Linked DNA regions of Mus musculus: region 1 is linked to region 2. The links are chromatin contacts, found by Hi-C or POLR2A ChIA-PET in ENCODE. All regions are on one chromosome and are shown on one strand. The core of a region is the stretch at or near the end of the contact, and the rest is flanking DNA. Distances in the headings are between cores, read along the strand shown. Region 1 holds the start of Oga (O-GlcNAcase). Region 2 holds the start of Npm3 (nucleoplasmin 3).

Region 1 (5,734 bases), core at 3,231-5,730, 34 kb after region 2:
TCCATAAAACCCTAGAGTTTTATAAGAAAAATAAAAATTTTCTCAGGTTTCAAAATGGGGTTCAGTTTTACTGGAAAAAAATTACAAAACACAGAATCCCTTCCCCAAAAATGTAGAGGTGCTAATAATGTGGTGTGCACTGGGGAAACTGCCAGGCCACCCAAGGCTCTGGGTCTTATAGAAGTGCACAGAATACACCAGGATCTGAACACCATTTAGTGAAACATTGTTTATCTGAGATCAATTATTCCCTCACTGCTCATATACGTTTTTGTATTCCCTGCAATGACATTTATTATATATAACCAGGGTTTTGTCTCACTATGGAGCCCTGCATGGCCTACAACTTTCCAGGCTGCCCTCAAACTTGCAGCAAATCCTGCACAGGGAACATCACAATGCACAGCACGGGGCCGCCATTAAGACCCCAAACTTCCCTTCTTTTTTACTGTGAAATAAGGACCAGAGAGTGTTTATTCTTTCTGAGGATACGATGCAGTGACAGAGCACTGGCATAGTATTCATGAGACCCCACAATCCCAGTTACTCACCTAACACACATAATTTGTTTTCAATGCTGGAACATACCTGGCATGCACTCTCACTGAAGGAGAGCAAACCAAAGTGTTAACACTGAAGAGGACGACAGGCATCGTGGCTCTGCCCTTGGTCCAGGTATAGAAAAGGCCAAGGCAGAAGTAGTTTGAAGCCAGTCCAGGCTATGTATTTCCAGGCTAACCTAAGCTCCAGTATGAGACCCTGTCTCAAAAAAACTAAAAAGGCAGCTTAATTACTTCTAGAGGGATGACTTTAAGAGCTAAACAAGGTAATAAGATCAAATAATTAGAAAAAGGTGTGTGCATGACCCCACCTACCTAAATACCCAACTTTGCAATAGAGTTGCTCTTTAATGTAGGCTGGTCTAGAACTTGTAGCCATCTGCCACCTCTGTTTCTAAGTGCAGAAGCTCCAGGTGTGAATCATCACACTTGGCTATGATCACCTTTTTAAAAAGTTCCTACAACAAAGGAGATCAAGTGAATGAATAAAGGAGGTGCGTGCGCACAGCCTCAACAGTGGCACTGAACCGTCCTCAACAGTAAACCTTCAAGCCCTCAATTCCACAGCCAAATATGAAATGAAGTTAGGGACAGAACTGACTTCCTAGTGTCCAGTGCAGGAAACAAACTTCTCTTTTTGGTACAGCTATTTCTGCACTTAAAATGAAAACTGCAAATACTTGAAATACTAAAACACCGACTGATGAGCAAAGTCACTGAAGTTCCCTAGCGCGCTCGACCACCGCATCGCCTACCTAACCTTGCCCTCAACCGGCCTCAGCCTAATCACTAGGAAGACGTAAGATCTCAGCAGCACCATGGAGATGGTCACAACCAGCACTCTAGGAACAGGAGATAGCAGGGCAGATAAAGGTGTGGGCCAACCCTGACAACCCCAGGAAGGATCGCATGGTGGAAAGAGAATGGCTCCTTCCAACTGCCTCTGATCTGCACAGGCTGTTGTGCTTCCTCCTATCATGGCCGCCTCCCCTACAAAATACCCCAATCTTAGGCAGGTAATCTGCACCCCCAAAAGAATGACAACTAAACATCATCAAAGTGCAGCCACACTCTCTAGTTTCTCTTCTTCTTTTTCCGTTGAGACAATGTTTCTCTCTGTGCAGCCCTGGCAGCACTGGAACGTGCTCTGTAGACCACACTGGCCTCAAAAACCCTCGAATATCTATCTGATTCTGCCTCTGTTTCAGAGCACTAAGATCAAGGGTGTAAGCCACATCCAATGAGAGCTGTTTTAATATACTTTAAAGAGATTCACGTTTAGTACTACCAAGAGAAGGCACAGTAAGCTACCTCCTTTCACTTGTTGCTAAAACAAGATCTTACTTTGTTACCAGGGCTGGCCTCCCAACCCTAGATTACAGACTGTCAACAACATGGCTAGTTCTGAATTCTCTGTATCCCTCAGAGTTCTCTTCCTATCCTTCCCCATCCTAGGATCTGAGACAATACAATAAAGACTCTTGTATGGCAAGATGGCCTCAAACTAAATGCCAGTTTGGGACACAAAGTGAATTCCATGACACACTGGGATAGTGTGGGGAAATTTAAAACAAAAAGCAACAGCAAAAGCTTACACCTAAAGTAGGATGGTGGTCTGCAATCTCGGCCACTCCAAGGGCAGGAAGATAACAAGTTTAAGGTCGTTCTGTGCTTCAGCTCCTGATCACCTAGGCTACAGGAGACCTGCCCACAAATAGGACTTCCATCTTTTCTCATTTACAGAAGATTGCCGAGCCGAACAACAGGTAGTCAGGAAGATCTTAGCACTCTGTATAACCCGTTTCAGACCCATGGTTTCTGTCAGAAATAAAACTGTGATGATGTCTTTAAAAAAAAAAAATTCCACTTTTTTCCCCCTAAAAATGTCTGTACTCCAGCAAGCCCAGTATGTATAACGCACAAAGCACTCATGTTTTCATAAATCTGGGCTCCAGGAACAACGGTGCTCCCCCAAATTTTGCCCTGCTGTTCCATGTCTTCCTGCCAAGAATATTCTCCCTCCAATTAACCTTTCTCAACTACCAGACCTACGACCTCGGTCTTCCATGACAGTGGAAAAGCTGGAGCTCTCAACCAGGAGGCCAACCTAACTTTATCCCTTTTGGCTTGAGTATTAGTCTTTAAAATGTTTTGGTTTGTTTTTTTAAAAAAAACAAGATTTTATTTAATATACAAGTTCACGGTGGCTGTCTTCAGATACACCAGAAGAGGGCATCGAATCTCATTACAGATGGTCGTGAGCCACCATGGATGTGGTTGCTGGGAATTGAACTCAGGACCTCCGGAAGAGCTCTTAATCGCTGAGCCATCTCTTCAGTCCTGAGTACTAGTTTTTATATTCCCCAGTAATAATAATAATAATAATAGAGAAAGAAACTAGAAAACGTTGAGTTTGCCACTAAAAACAAAACAAAAATCAAACAAACAAAAAAATCCATAAGAAAACTCAAATTACGGAGTGCTTAGGGAAGAACTAAGCTTTCCTGAGCTCGGTATCCACCCATTCTATTTCAGAAATTGTAATTAAGATCTTCCGGCATCTTCCCTTACTATCAAAACGCCCTCGTCCTTTTCAACTGTAAATGAGAAGACAGAAATTAAGACTTTCACTGAATTCTAACTCCACATAACAGATGCTCTGAGATATGATATACTGGTATTTACACACACTCCCAAGTCAAAAAAACAGCAATTGTTAAAGGATGATACTTTTCTGGGCTACAAGTGAGTCTTAAGAGGTGAAGGAGGCTTACAGGCTAACAAAAATAAATAAATAAAAATAAAAACAAAACAATTTCCTAAGCCTGAAGGAATCTGTAATATAATAAGCTGACTGCGCTCCTTCACGGGTAAAAACGTGCCTGTGAGGGCTGATTTTTTTTCCCCTTACAAGGATAGGGGCGGGGGATGGGAGCGCTGCACAAATTTCAACTGAAAGCAGGCATCTCTGCGGACTAAGATCCCAAGGTACAAAGAAGTGAAGCCCACAGCCGGACCACAGGCTCCTTCCTTGCCACCGCCTCCTCCTCCGACAAATCTGTGTGGCTCTAAGCCAGAGGAGGGTGGGGTCAGGCTCCTCCATAGCCCGGAGTCGCCGAAGCCGTGACATAGCGGAGGGTAAAGAAGTGTGCCCACCGTCTGTCTCCTCCCCGTAACCCCGTGTGAGCAATGACGGACGCCTCCCGTCCTGGGGGCGGGGAACTGCGGGAAAAGTCACCAGCACGCCCCTCCCGGGGACGGAGGCTGAACACCTACGCGGGACTGGAAGGCCAACTCACCTTCCACGACACCGCACAGGAACCTGCGGGCCCCTCCGGCCGCCCCGACCACGGCCGCAGCCCCGGCTCCCGATGGGTTATCTTCTCCGGGGGCGGGAGCTACCGACTGCTCCAACGAAGCCCCCGAGGCGGCGGCAGGGTTGGCGTTGCGCTCGCTCTCCCGCTCCTCCAGCGCCGCCTGGCTCTCCTTCTGCACCATCCTCCTGCCGCCGGCCACCGCTCCCCTTCGGCCTCGGTCCGTTGGGCCAAAGGCCCGGAGCCCTGCAAAGGGGCCGCGGCTCCGAACGCGCGCCTCCGGGGCTCCTTCCCCTCCCCCTCCGCCCTTCCCCCTTCCTCTCGGCGGGGGCCCGGAGTGCCCGGATGAGAAGGGCGGCGGCACCGGCTCGAGCCCTTTGTCAGCCGCTGCCTCGCCCCGCGCTGGGAGCCGGGAGCCTAAGCGGAGGGCGAGGCAGCCGCCGCGTCTCCACGGAAGGAGGACCGAGGAGGCGCCTTCGCTCGTCCTCCACGCCCGCCGCCCTCCGGACAGCCCGGCGTCTCCGGCTCTCTTCCCCCACCGGAGTCCCTAAGCAGCTCCTGCCGCTGCCTCTGCCGCCCGCTTCCTGTTTATCCGCACTGCGCCTGCGCTACAGACCGGCTCAGACCGGTCCCCAGCCCGGCTCCCCCGCCTTTCCTTGGGATAAGCCCATTGCGCTTTATTTGCTAGGGGAGAAAAAGGACAAAGGGCGCCGTGAACACCGCGGAGGTGTGCGGCGGTGGGACGTACCATTTTGGCTCGCCACCCTCCGGGATGAGCGCCACACTCTGGGTCGGACCATTACCCCACCCGGAGGAGGGGAACATGGGAGAATGCGGCCGGCCGGGGAGTTTGGGAGGAAGGGGGGGGGGGGGGGCGGAAAGGAGGTGTTTACCCTCTCAATGCGCAGGCGCCGGGACGATACTTCTAGTTCTTAAAGTGGTAGGAGACACTGACCTACTTTGGAGATTGTTGTACCAGTTTGGCTCATCGGGGCTGCCTGACCCACGTCTGCTTCTGTGAAGACACCATGCCAAGGAGCTCAGCTCACGCCTCTGTCCTGACTCATTGTTTCTTCTATCCTGTCTTCGGAGTTAACCGTGTTTTAAATTGAGCAGTCAACTGTTTTATTGAGTTTGCCTCATCCTGGGCTGTTGGGACCATTATGACCTCATAATATGGTTAAAACCTGCTGTTACGTCTCTGCCTGATTGAGCCCTACGTTTGTTTTGGGAGAGGCTGTGGTATGAAATTCACCAGACTACGTATGGAGAAGAAAGACTGCATTCCAAGCACAGGGAAAACAAACGTCTAATAAAAGTAGAAGAGAGTGGAAGGCGAGTTTGTTATGGCGATGGAGAGTGTGCGGTGTGCGTAAGGGACATGACCCTTTTAGCCTTAGCATCAGCATTTCCAAGGAAACCCTGCCTCTAAGGGCTTGCCTCCTGTACTCTAAGGGCTTGCCTCAGAGTACACTTGACATTTTGGTTCCTTAAGGGATCTGCCAGCCAGGCGATGGTGGCGCACCTTTAATCCCAGCGCTTGGGAGGCAGAGGCAGGCGGATTTCTGAGTTCCAGGCCAGCCTGGTCTACAAAGTGAGTTCCAGGATAGCCAGGGCTATACAGAGAAACCCTGTCTCAAAAAGACTAAAAAAAAAAAAAAAAAAAAAAAATCTGCCCTGTTTGGGAACAAACCTCTCATGTTCAATGTTAAGAAAGTAGTCAAACTATTGCATATGCCAGAAAGATTTTGCTGAAGGAACCCTGTTATAGCTGTCTCTTGTATGAGGCTATGCCAGTGCCTGGCAAATACAGAAGTGGATGCTTACAGTCTATAAAATGGAACACAGGGCCCCCAATGG
Region 2 (5,780 bases), core at 72-2,571:
TCACTTTCTTCTTCAGAAAGGTCGTTGTTTATACAAACTGGTGGATACACAAGGATAGAGCCACTCATTCAGCTGCTAGGCTGACAGGGAACCTCATCTCCCAGAGTCCCCAAGTCTAGATGGAAAAGAGCCCACCCACCTCGCTGGAGTTGGACCCCTGGGGCAGGCAGGGTACAGCAAGTTCCCAGGCCTGAAGGAGGCAGTGGGAGGCACAGAATACTGGAACCATAGCCTGAGATGCAGGACACACTAGGAGATGAGACTGGGGTAAGTCGGGAGTGGAGAGGGCCCACTCTTCTCACCGATCTGATGCCGGCCAGTGATCCGAACTGGGCCAGAACCGGACTTCAGGCGGAAGGTGACAGGTGGTTGGAGTTGGAAATCATCCACACTGAGCTGGAAGACAAGAATGACGGGCTGAGCCGTGCTGGCCCACCCACTTGGAGATCAATACCGAAGTTCTCAGTCCCACCAGACTCCGAGAGGAATGAACGGCTCCAACTCACCATGGGCTGGCAAGACAACCTGAGGTTGGCCACAGGAACTGCAATCTCCTGATTGTCGTGATCCCGGGCCACAACTTCCACCACATTACACTCGTCCGTGGCCCCCTCGGTAAGGCACAGCTGAAAGGCAGGCAGAACCTCAGCGTCTCAAGTGAGGGAGGGCTGACACCAAAGCCAAGGCGTCTTACCCCAAAATCGGCCTAGTCCCAGTGGCACCGGATGCGGGGACCAGAGGGTGGAGGAGAGGGGCGACAGGCGGAGTGTCGGCTAGCCCCCCGCATCTCCAACTCCCTCTGCGGCCCCTTACCATGTTCAACGCCAGCACGTGCTCCGTGTCATCCTCCTCCTCAACCTTGAAAGTGAAGGAGCGGGTGTGGCCGGAGAGCTCACAACCTGCAAGAGCCAGCGAGTGTCGCCTGGGTACACGCGTGGAGGGGACAGCGCGCGAGGACGCTCCACAAACTCCGCTGTCCCCTCCACCCGGCCATGTGCCGCGGCGGCGGGGGGGGAACCGGCCGCTTGCTCGCCCAGAACACGTGGACGGGCATCCCACTCGGGAAGAACCGGTTAGGGCGAGCGAGCGAGGAGCCCTCGGCCCACAGCTGCGCCCGGCCACAGCGGCGCCCGGCCGCCTTCCTCGGCCACGCCTCACCCGCCCCGTACCACTCTGCCACTCCCGCGTTCAATACCGAAGAAGAAACTGTCCATTGTGACCGGGGCCGGGACCCTCAGGCCCCCGACGCCCCCAGCTCGGGCTCGGCTCTCTTGGTTCAAGAACGCTAAAGCAGCCGCCGCGCCGGCCGCCATGCTGAAACGGCCGTGAGCGCCCCGCCCCCCGCCTCAGCCAGTTCCGGTCCCGCCCATTAAAGGAGCCGCGCTCGCCACACGAAGCAGGGAGGAGCAGTCGTCGCCTCTTCCACGAGGACAGGTAACAAGGCCCCAGAAGAAATCTCCACGAGGGCTTAAAGTTAGCGTCCACTCACTGAAGCCCCTTCTTCCAACCCGGGGATATATACATACAGATGTTAGTGTAAACCTTTCGTATCTCCTTTTTCAGTAAACTTGGGGTACGGAGCAGCCATTTTTACTCACACCCCCCCCCCCCCCCCCCCCCCCCCCGCTTCCTGATCATGCTGGAGGCTTGACAGCCAAGACCTAAACTCAGATGTGGAGATCAACTACTGTTCATAGTACAGCCTCCTCTTTAGGCGACCCACCCCCCCCCTCCACCACCAAAATTCCTTTATCTAAGGAAATGAAGCCATGTTCCAGTGAGGAACTCTGTGACACCCCCCCCAACTTCACACAAATTTTACCTGTAGTAAACAGAGCAACTTACTTAAAAACAAAAACAAATGTACTTTTCTGAGAAAAATCTTTGCTGTGGAAGGCAGGAGGGCAGGGCTGTCTTCAATCCAGCCTACACTGAAATAGCTTCGGATACCTAAGGGATCAAGAGATGTGAGGGAAAAAAAGGGAGAACCCAGAGAAAAAGCAGCACAGCACACATTCACTTCAAGTTTTATTGTGCCTCTTGCATGGTCTGCAGATAGGTTTACAGTTCGTTTTCTATAGGAACTGAGCTGTGATCTAAACAATGAAATGTTATTCCAACATTAATAAATATTCATAACCATGGAAGATGGCAGAGCACTTTATCCTACAGCAATGACAGTAGAGACCTGGACATGTTTTCACTTATGTCCAGAAGATCATCCCATGTGATTATTGAAAGCCAACATTAAACAAAAAGCAACTTGTTCAATTCCTGATTCCGTATGAAACTCTGAAACGCTCTGAATAAAACCTTGTAATTCTCACTGAGGCATGAGATGGATTCAGAACGCTAAGGAACATTAAACGGTCTTAATATCTAGTAACAATTTTGCCCCTCACCCCAGCCTTCAAAACCAACCTTGACTTAGGTTTCACAGCACATCCTATCGCAAAGGTTCGCACCCTAAGGAGGCGGCACATTTCAGCACACTCTTGGGCCTCTGGTTCTTGGGCCTCCCTGGGTCCACTCTATATAGTGCTAAAAGACTACCTCACAAGCTCACACTGGAGTTCTAGAAAGGAAAATGTTTCAAGCTCCCTCTTCTCTCTCCCCCCTCAGCTCAAAGTTCAAAAGCTATGTAGAACTGGAGGAAAGCAAGGTAACAAAAGACTGTTGAAAATCTATGACGTTACTAGATAGCTAGCCATGATTAAAGAATAATAATCCTGCAGACACTATGTGCCAGCTTCATGCTCAAAACCCTTAAATTCACCAAATCTAAATTAAAATAACATGAAGTTTTCAGAATCTCTGATTAAAAGAAAAAGTATACATATTGTTAACATATACTTATTCTTTCTTTTAAAAATTAGATACAAACATGCAAGAATTAAGGACTGATTCGATTAAACCAGTAGTTAACAGGTCTTTGCGATTAAATGACAACTGTTCAAGGACAAAGGAGACCACTGGTCAGTCCCCTTACCCTTACTTAACAATGTCAGAACATTTCACATGCGGATCTGCTATTAAGGTTAATTCCCAGGAGTTACTGCACTTCCCAACATATCTGAGTCATAAGAAGTTAGGTGCTCATACCCTAAATAGTCATGGCCTAACCCTATGTGGGAGGCACTTCAAAAATAAAAACTATTAGGAAGAAAAGGACAGATGTAAAGGAAATCTACCATTCACTGATTTACATAATTCAAAGTGCCATCCTAAACCAACACCTTTCATTTTCAAAGGAAAAAAAAACCCCATAATATATAAAACAGTAAACAAAGAACAGTCGGGTTACAGCTAATCTATATACAGAGATTTACAAGTTTGTCAATTTAGGCCTTGGCCACAAACAAATGCACATTTGTCCCTAACAAAGCTCAATGGCCTGAACCAACAGTTACAGGAGACAGTTGCCCAGAACTTTACAAAAAGCAGAAAAATTGCCCAAATTGAAACTCACTAAATTTCTCATTCCAGCCATGTCTCCAAAGAACAGAGACATTTCATCCAGCACACCAAGGAGAGTAAAGAGAGTGAACTTCGTTGCTCTTAGGTGAGAAATGCAACCACACTGGATGCAGAAAATAGTGCTGACTCCATTTATTTAAGAATCTCTCCCTAGAGAGCCCCACGTAAGAGGCCCTGACCCTAACACAAGACCCAAAGAGGAGCACACCACAAGCTGCACGGGGTATGCAGCAATACTATCTTCTCCCAACCAGTGAGCATCTGAGAAGGTGATGGGTGCGCTTTACAGTCATCTTTGTTTCCAAGTCAACTGGCTGATCTGCTGCCGCTCCAGCTCCAGACACTGAACTGTGTGAAGACCTCAACCACCAACCACAAGGCGGAGTTAAGGGACTTTTGGACAGTTCACAGTACCAACAAGTGTCACAGGCTTCGACCAAGTATAACCACATCCTTTGGAAATCCTTCCATTTTTGCAATTTCAAAACAGCCTAACTTGCTGTAAAATTCCAGAATCCTTTTATCATCTGGTCTTACTTCACAGAAAGCCCCCCGGGAGCCTAGAAATAAAACAAATGTTTTAAATGTAAGTAAGTGTATCATATAGATTTGAACCGTGTTTAATACAGGTAACAGCTTTATCTATTCCTAAATTTCATATTATAACTTTTATTAACGGGGTACATAATGGGGAACTCTGAGCTATATTCGCAGACTGACAACTTTTTAAAGTCTTTTTTGTTTTTGCTTTTGAGAAAGGGTCTCACTCTATAGTCCTGGCTGGCCTAGAACTCACTAAATCAGGTTGACTTTGATTTAAAAAATACCTAACTTTAAAAATATATTTAAGATTTATTTTATATATATGAGTACAGTGTAGCTGTCCTCAGACACACCACAAGAGGGCATCAGACCCCATTACAGATGGTTGTGAGCCACCATGTAGTTGCTGGGAACTGAACTCAGATCCTCTGGAAGAGCAGCGCTCGTAACCGCTGGGCCATCTCTGCAGCCCTTGCATTACAATTCTTAATACTTAGCCAACAATGAGTGAGTAAAATTCTTCCCATGAAAGAAAAGTCTTAGTGGGTAGTGGCAGCTCTGCATGCCCCCTTAGTCCCAGTGCTCAGGAGGCAGAGGCAGGTGCAACTTTTGAGTTCCAGAATACCCAGGGCTACACAGAGAAACTGTCTTGAAAACAAAACAAAAACAAAAAAACAAGCCAAAAGAAAAAAGAACGATGGGAGGGGAAAAAAGGCTGGTCTAAAAGGCAGGAACAATCTGGGATTGGGCAGGCAGTGCTTTGTGCATCTAAGTGTTTTACCCTGAGCTACAAAACTAGAACTCTTGCCAGGCGTGGTAGCGCACGCCTTTAATCCCAGCACTCGGGAGGCAGAGGCAGGCAGATTTCTGAGTTCGAGGCCAGCCTGGTCTACAAAGTGAGTTCCAGGACAGCCAGGGCTATACAGAGAAACCCTGTCTCGAAAAAACAAAAACAAAAAAAGAACTCTGAAAATGGCTGACAAACTACTCGCGTTTCTACCAGCTAAAGGCCAATAAACTCTGTTGAGTTAGATTCTCACCATGTAGCTTGGGCTAGGCCTGTTATAACCCTTTTACCTCAGATTCTCACACTCTGAGATTATGTGTACTACAATGTTCAGTCTTAAAATGTGTTCTTACATTTTTTTAAAGGGCTGCCTAAAAAAATATATTCAAGAAATACCTGTGGTACTTAGAGCCTAAAACATCATCTTGCCCTATATAGATAGATTTCACCCCCACAGTATTAATGGTGAAACAAGGAATTTCTGAAGACTCCATTTAAGTAATACAACAGAAGTTGCACAAAGTTTCATTATGTTAATTTAATCTTCAACCACTTATGGGCTTCTGAACAAACCAAACTATCTCATGTTTCTCATTCAAGTGAAGTTCAAAATTAGTGTTCATATTATAAAAGAGCAGCATTTTTTCAAGGATCAATGCACACTGAACTCTTTACGCCAGTTAATTCAAAGTAAATAAGTAACAAGCCAGACACGGTAGGTGCAGACCCGATCCACTTAAGTGGACAAGGCAGGAAGATAGCTTGAGCCCAAGAACCTGAGGGTAATCTGGGCAATAGAGATGCCACACCACACTCCACACACACCCCAACACACACACCCATCCCTACATCCTATAAAGGGAGGGAGGGGGAAGTAACTTAAACAAAACAAACAAAAAAACCGACAGAGCCACAGCATATATGGAGGCAAGGCCAAGCCTGTGGCACTGGTTCCTCTGGAGACCGAGCTCAG

Evidence for each region. Hi-C counts contacts between places; a loop is a spot of excess contacts on that map. ChIA-PET counts read pairs that join two places held with the same protein, here RNA polymerase II (POLR2A).
Region 1: a loop to region 2 is called in a map of heart, with 4 times the contacts of the local background. The contact joins the promoter of Oga here to the promoter of Npm3 in region 2. A Hi-C loop is called at or near these places in 5 of 37 maps with a recorded cell type or tissue (all heart). POLR2A ChIA-PET finds 5 or more read pairs at or near these places in 2 of 5 experiments (Patski and embryonic stem cell).

The regions. Positions count from the first base shown.
Region 1 is chr19:45,779,073-45,784,806 of GRCm38, forward strand. Oga (O-GlcNAcase) reads right to left here and starts at 4,481. Exons shown (of 16, transcript NM_023799.4): 1 at 3,860-4,481; 2 at 1-11. The coding sequence starts at 4,058.
Region 2 is chr19:45,748,244-45,754,023 of GRCm38, forward strand. It overlaps Npm3 (nucleoplasmin 3), which reads right to left and starts at 1,322. Exons shown (of 6, transcript NM_008723.2): 1 at 1,196-1,322; 2 at 814-899; 3 at 507-626; 4 at 303-396; 5 at 1-37. The coding sequence starts at 1,313. It overlaps Oga (O-GlcNAcase), which reads right to left. Exons shown (of 16, transcript NM_023799.4): 16 at 2,012-4,037. The coding sequence ends at 3,901.